Linked DNA regions of Homo sapiens: region 2 is linked to region 1. Evidence: chromatin contacts called from ENCODE Hi-C or POLR2A ChIA-PET data. All regions are on one chromosome and are shown on one strand. Each heading gives the region's core, a stretch centred on a gene start or an enhancer-like site at or near the end of the contact. The rest is flanking DNA. Distances are from core to core; before and after follow the strand shown. Region 1 holds the start of LINC00938 (long intergenic non-protein coding RNA 938). Region 2 has its middle 22 kb from the start of LINC02156.

Evidence for each region. Hi-C counts contacts between places; a loop is a spot of excess contacts on that map. ChIA-PET counts read pairs that join two places held with the same protein, here RNA polymerase II (POLR2A). Pooled maps may share reads with other maps.
Region 2: a pooled map shows a loop between it and region 1 (3-fold over the local background). The contact joins the enhancer-like site here to the promoter of LINC00938 in region 1. A Hi-C loop is called at or near these places in 3 of 50 pooled maps. POLR2A ChIA-PET finds 5 or more read pairs at or near these places in 2 of 52 experiments (OCI-LY7 and activated B cell).

The regions. Positions count from the first base shown.
Region 1 is chr12:45,726,638-45,729,337 of GRCh38, forward strand. LINC00938 (long intergenic non-protein coding RNA 938) reads right to left here and starts at 1,284. Exons shown (of 1, transcript NR_028408.1): 1 at 1-1,284. RefSeq lists enhancers at 1-874, 580-1,299, 875-1,837 and a silencer at 2,350-2,700.
Region 2 is chr12:47,392,020-47,394,719 of GRCh38, forward strand. No RefSeq gene overlaps it. Among named protein-coding and RNA genes, the nearest start is that of LINC02156, 22 kb to the right of the region's middle. Within about 2 kb of position 1,253, at least 14 of the 41 ENCODE cell types and tissues checked have a DNase peak (open chromatin) inside an H3K27ac peak, as active enhancers do.

The DNA of each region.
Region 1 (2,700 bases), core at 34-2,533:
TAGCCTTTGATACTTGCTCTGAAAACACACTATCGTATGTTTGTGTATGTACACACACACACACAACAGTGACTTAAAAGTGGCAACCGCCTCTTGAAAAGTAAAAATATGTCATCCCTCCATTCTGCCCTTAAATGAGAAATAAAGACAATAGATTTGCCCACTGCAGACTGGGATACCAGAAAAGACGTTCTAAGTCTCGCCTGAGACAATATTAACCTGCTATCTTAAGTCCCAACTTGGATGACTTAAATTTCAGTGTACGTGCCTCCGTTCCCACTCTTGCCCCATCAGCTCCATCAGCATCGTCATCCCCGGCTCGGATCCCGGCCGCGACCCGCCAGGGCCGCCGGAGTCCGCGAATACCGCCCGCTCCCAGCAACGAAGCTCCCCGGCTCCCGGCCGACCGCGAGTTCCTGGAGCAGCAGCCTCCAAGGTTCCCAAAGCCCACGATTCAGGCGAGCGGTGCCGACCGGGCCGTGGACTGTGGCATTTTAAAACTACAGAAGTCTCACTGCACGACTGGCGCGGCCGAGGTGGCCCAGGAGACCCTCCAAGAGATTCTGGTCAGCTGCCGGGAGCGTGGAAGAGCAACCAAAGCCACCAAGGCGCCGCGCCAAGTCCCCGGAGCAGTCACCTCAGCTTTCCGTTCTCCCTCTAGTTACAATTACTCCACAGGCTTCTGGCGCTTCCTTCGAGAAAATGAAAAACTAAAAACGCGTAGAGGTGGTAGAAGTCGTTGGCATTTTCCGTTTAATGTGATCCCCCAGGCTCCATCCCTTAAGTGGGGTTTCCAAACTCGGATGCATCCTCAGCAGAGGTTTTCCATGTTGACAGATCTCTCGCCTCCCACAAAATGGGGCCGGGGAGGCGGCCGCGGTCTCCTCTATGGGCGCCGCCATTTTGTGAGGCGGCGGCGGCGCGGCGGCAGGAGCCCGGGGTGTGTATAATGGTTGAATAGAATGACCCCCTCCAGGGAATCCCCGGCACTGACGGTTACGTAAGGGGCTGTGCGCAAGTGCGGCGTTTAGGGAATCCGCACAGCCCGGGCCACGCAGCTCCGAGGCCCACATCTCCACTTCCCCTAAGAGGACCGATGGGGGAAGGGACAGCTGACCGGGTCTTCCTCGCAGCAGCCTCACCCCTAGTCTTCCGCGGCCGGCGAGCTTCTCCACCTCCCCGGGCCGGGTCTCCGCCCCTCACAGGCTTCCGAGACACTCACTGGCCCTGGGTTGTCAGGATCTTCCTAGCCACAACCTTATTCCGACCCCACTTAAGAGACAAACTTTAGTTGGGAAATAAGTCCGTTTCCTAGAGTGAGCACCGGAAGCAAGCTGCACTATATTACATAATTTTTCACCTCCAAAGCAATGTTCCCATTGGAACGACTACCTGAAATAACCCATCCAGACCCCTACTACCCTGTGACCTTGGGTTAGGCAGTGACTTTGCCCGTGGTGGCCGTCACTAAAATGGGAATAATAATACGTTTCACGTACTGTAATCTTAATTAACATTTGTAGCAAAGAGCCGGCTCCAACACCCCTCGTAAATGCAAATTTAGGTGGTAGTATTTGTTGAGATGTTTTGACTCATTTAAGCAAAGGGTTTTTTTAACCTTCAAAATATTTTAAACGAGGATTACATTTAAGACATTTGAAAGCAAGGAAAAACGTTTTATTCGGTATTTATTTTAAACGCAGCAATCTTGAAGAGACCTTACTATAAAAATGTAAACCTTAATTATTATTGTCGAAGTTCGATAGATTGCTTCCCAACCAGTTTAGTTAGTTTGCATAACTTTGCTCATAGAATACTCCAGTTTGATATGTGAAGCCAACCAGCGGCAAGATGAATTAAGAGCATTACTCTATTTCCACAGAACTAGGACAGACAGTTCACATTGTATTTAACGTATAGTTTGCTAAAGTTAGCGTGTGGATAATTCATAGAAAATGTGCTAACCAGGCCCCAAAATACTAGCATACGGCTCATAAAAGCCGATTCCTTTAGATTTTACAAAAACAGAAGGTAACAAATTGACTTTATTCCGATCTGTGAATGTTGCGTAGCGTGAGGGGCTACCCCGGTGAGCTTCCTTTCCCTTCAGAGCGCCACACCGGTTCTGTCGGGCGGGCGGGGACTCCGAGGCGGCCCTTCCAACAGCCGGGCCGGGGACGCGAACATCGCCTCCACCCCTAACCCTGGAACAACCGGTAGTGGCCGTTTCCCCGCACCGCCCCCCTTTCCGCCGGCTTTGTGTGCGTGTGAAATGTGCGGCACATTGCAGACGAACCCTAAGCCCGGCGAGTCGAGTCTATTGTTCCCCGCGAGGATCTGCCGGGGCGGTGTGGAGCCAGGCGCAGTGCCGCGGCCAGCCCTCGGGGGTCGCTGTGTGGCACTGGCTGCCAGGCCGTGGCGGCGGCAGAGAGGGAGGCTGGCGGGGAGGGAAGCAGGCGGGCGGCGCGCAGCGGCTCAGCTGCCGCCGGTGCTTCTGCCCGGGGACGCCCCGGCCTCAGCGGCCGAGGCCGCGCGTGAATGTGTGCGAGGGCCCCGCGGAGCCGGGGCCGAAATACACGCTGTCACCGCGCTTTCCACAAACCACCACACAGACCTCCCCCTCCCCACCCCCAGCCCCGCCTGCCCTAGCCCCGCCGCCGCCGCCGCCGAAACTCTTGGGCCTCTGGCCGCCCAGACCCC
Region 2 (2,700 bases), core at 3-2,502, 1.7 Mb after region 1:
ATCTCCCAGAGTTCTCACCTACCTCCCACCCACCTCCTTGAGATCCGGTTCTCTAATAAAGCTAGTCGGATGAATAAGCCAAGGCTCACAGAGGGCTATTTTGGCAAGCATACACCTATGCTTAGGAGGATCCCCCAACAAATCACTAAAATAGTCAGACCTCAACTGGGCTAGAATGCCAGGAGGGTCCAATCAGAACTCCTAGCTCTGCTACACATAAGAAGAGTTAGATGAGTTTTCTCCAATACTCAGACGCCTCATCTGTTAAACAGGCATAGCAATGCCTTCCTCCCAGGGTTTTATGAGAACCAGGAAAGATAGTGTCATCGTGCTTTAGTTCAGTGTGTGGCACAAAAGGAGGGCACTTCAAAGCAGTAGTGGAGGCTGGGTGCGGTGGCTCAAGCCTGTAATCCCAGCACTTTGGGAGGAAGAGGTGGTCGGATCACCTGAGGTCAGGAGTTCGAAACCAGACCGGCCAATATGGCAAAACCCCATCTCTACTAAAAATACAAAAATGTATCAAGTGTGGTGGCACGTGCCTGTAATCCCAGTTACTCGGGAGGCTGAGACAGGAGAATTGCTTGAACCAGGAGGCGGAGGTTGCAGTGAGCCAAGATCACACCACTGCACTCCAGCCTGGGCAACAGAGCAAGACCCCATCTCAAAAAAAAAGAGCAGTAGTGAGCCGAACAAAGACATACAAATGTGTAGTTTAAAACTATATTTATAATAATAGAATCAGCAACACCAATGAAGTATACAGCATTACTAATATTGTCCTCAAGTAGAAATTTTAGTCACTGAGGTAGAGGAAGTAGAAAACTTATTTTAGAGCCTGTGGCACTTGGTCCCCAGCTGTGAGTAAAACCTATCCTATTTCAAACTATCATATGTCTTTGGGTCTCTAAATAGTCCCCAAAGTGAAGAACATGCAGTGTAGTGTTTCCTAAAAGAAAGGTACTACATTGTCCATATCGTTTTTTTCAAAAATCAATTTGCCTAGGCCCTCGTTGACTTGTCAATTTGTTATTTTGCCAGCAGAATATATAATTTCTTTTTATAACCTGACCTTATTTTGCAGTACTGTCCTAAGGAAATGTGAAAATACTCATCGTACAAAAGAAAGAGAAATAGCCATCCAGGGCAAGATAAGAAAGAGCAGAGGGACTCAAGTCAGGGCAAAGCAATGAGACTGAAAGAGGAGGGAGGAGAGGGTAAGGAAATGAACAAGCAAATACTCTGGAAGCCAGCCAAGTCCCAGATGCGAACTCCTGGTGAGTCTGTCAATCCACAGATTGTGCCGTTTCATTTGCATTTCTATTTCTTCTTAAGGCAATGATGTATATTTCATTTCATCTTTTATTTTGTTTATGATTTAATTATGAGAAGATAAGGAATCTAGGCACGAAGGAAGTTATTCTTTCCCCCCAAGTGCTACATCTGTTAGAGGTTGGATATAAGTGAATTAATTGCCAAAAATATCTGAGGGGGAAGCCACGTTTGCTCTTCAGTTTCATTACCAGGGATTGCCAGAGCTTCATTCCAACATCCCATCCTTGTTATTGAAAAACAAGTACTTACCAGTAAAGGGTGCCAACACTTAAACAATGAAGAGATGGTTTAATCAGACAGGATTCTTCTTCTACTCCCAAATATCATTGCTTCCACAATGTAGGAGTCTACTTATGAGTGTTCAAGTCACGCACACACACACGCATGTGCACACATCCACAAATATACTGTACTGGCTCAGTAAACATTTACTCCACTGCTGTTGAATTATTAAATATTGAATAAATACACAGGTAATTTAGTACTTTTGATGAAAAGGCAATTTATCCAACAAATATATTTTGTTAAGCTCTCTCTGGTTTAACGTAATGGTGGAATTCCCTAGGAACATAGGAATTTTTCTTGCTTTCAAGAAAATTCCAGGGGCAGCTCATCAGAAACAACCACAATAAAAGTGTGACAGGTCAAAAAGTATTAGTATGTGCACTGGTACTAACTGGATTGTGTGCTGCTTTTGTTTCCCCTTTTACAGTCAAAGAGAATTTTCCAAGAACCAGCCCCACCACCTCCCTACCTACCTTTGCCACCTTTTTCCTTTCTCAGGAAAATTCTCTCTTCCCCGGTTACTTGAACTTTTGTAACACCAACTGAGGGGAAGGGTGAGGGGAGGAGAAAGACTGAAGAGGCAGGGGACCAAGGGGAGGACGTGGGCCTAGAGTCTGAGTGAATCACATCCCGAGGTGAGTGTAGGTTGTAGAGGAAGAGATGGGGAAAAAGAGGGGATTTTCCTCTGAGATGCCACATGATGTTCATTTCACCCTGTAGTCTCACCGTGCCCCTCCATAGAGTTAAAAGCCAACCTCATGCTAGGAATTCCTAGCATTTTTAACTCAGGCTTTGACTATACTCCAGAGCTCCAGATCCACTTGGACTTTGTTTAAGAAACATCTCAAATTTACCTTGTCCAAAACAAAGCATTTGTTTAGCACCCCTTAAAAACGTGTTTCTCGGCAGGGCGCAGTGGCTCACGCCTGTAATCCCAGCACCTTGGGAGGCCGAGGCGGGTGGATCACAAGGTCAGGAAATCGAGACCATCCTGACTAACACGGTGAAACCCCGTCTCTACTAAAACTACAAAAAAATAGCTAGGGGTGGTGGTGGGCGCCTGTAGTCCCAGCTACTCAGGAA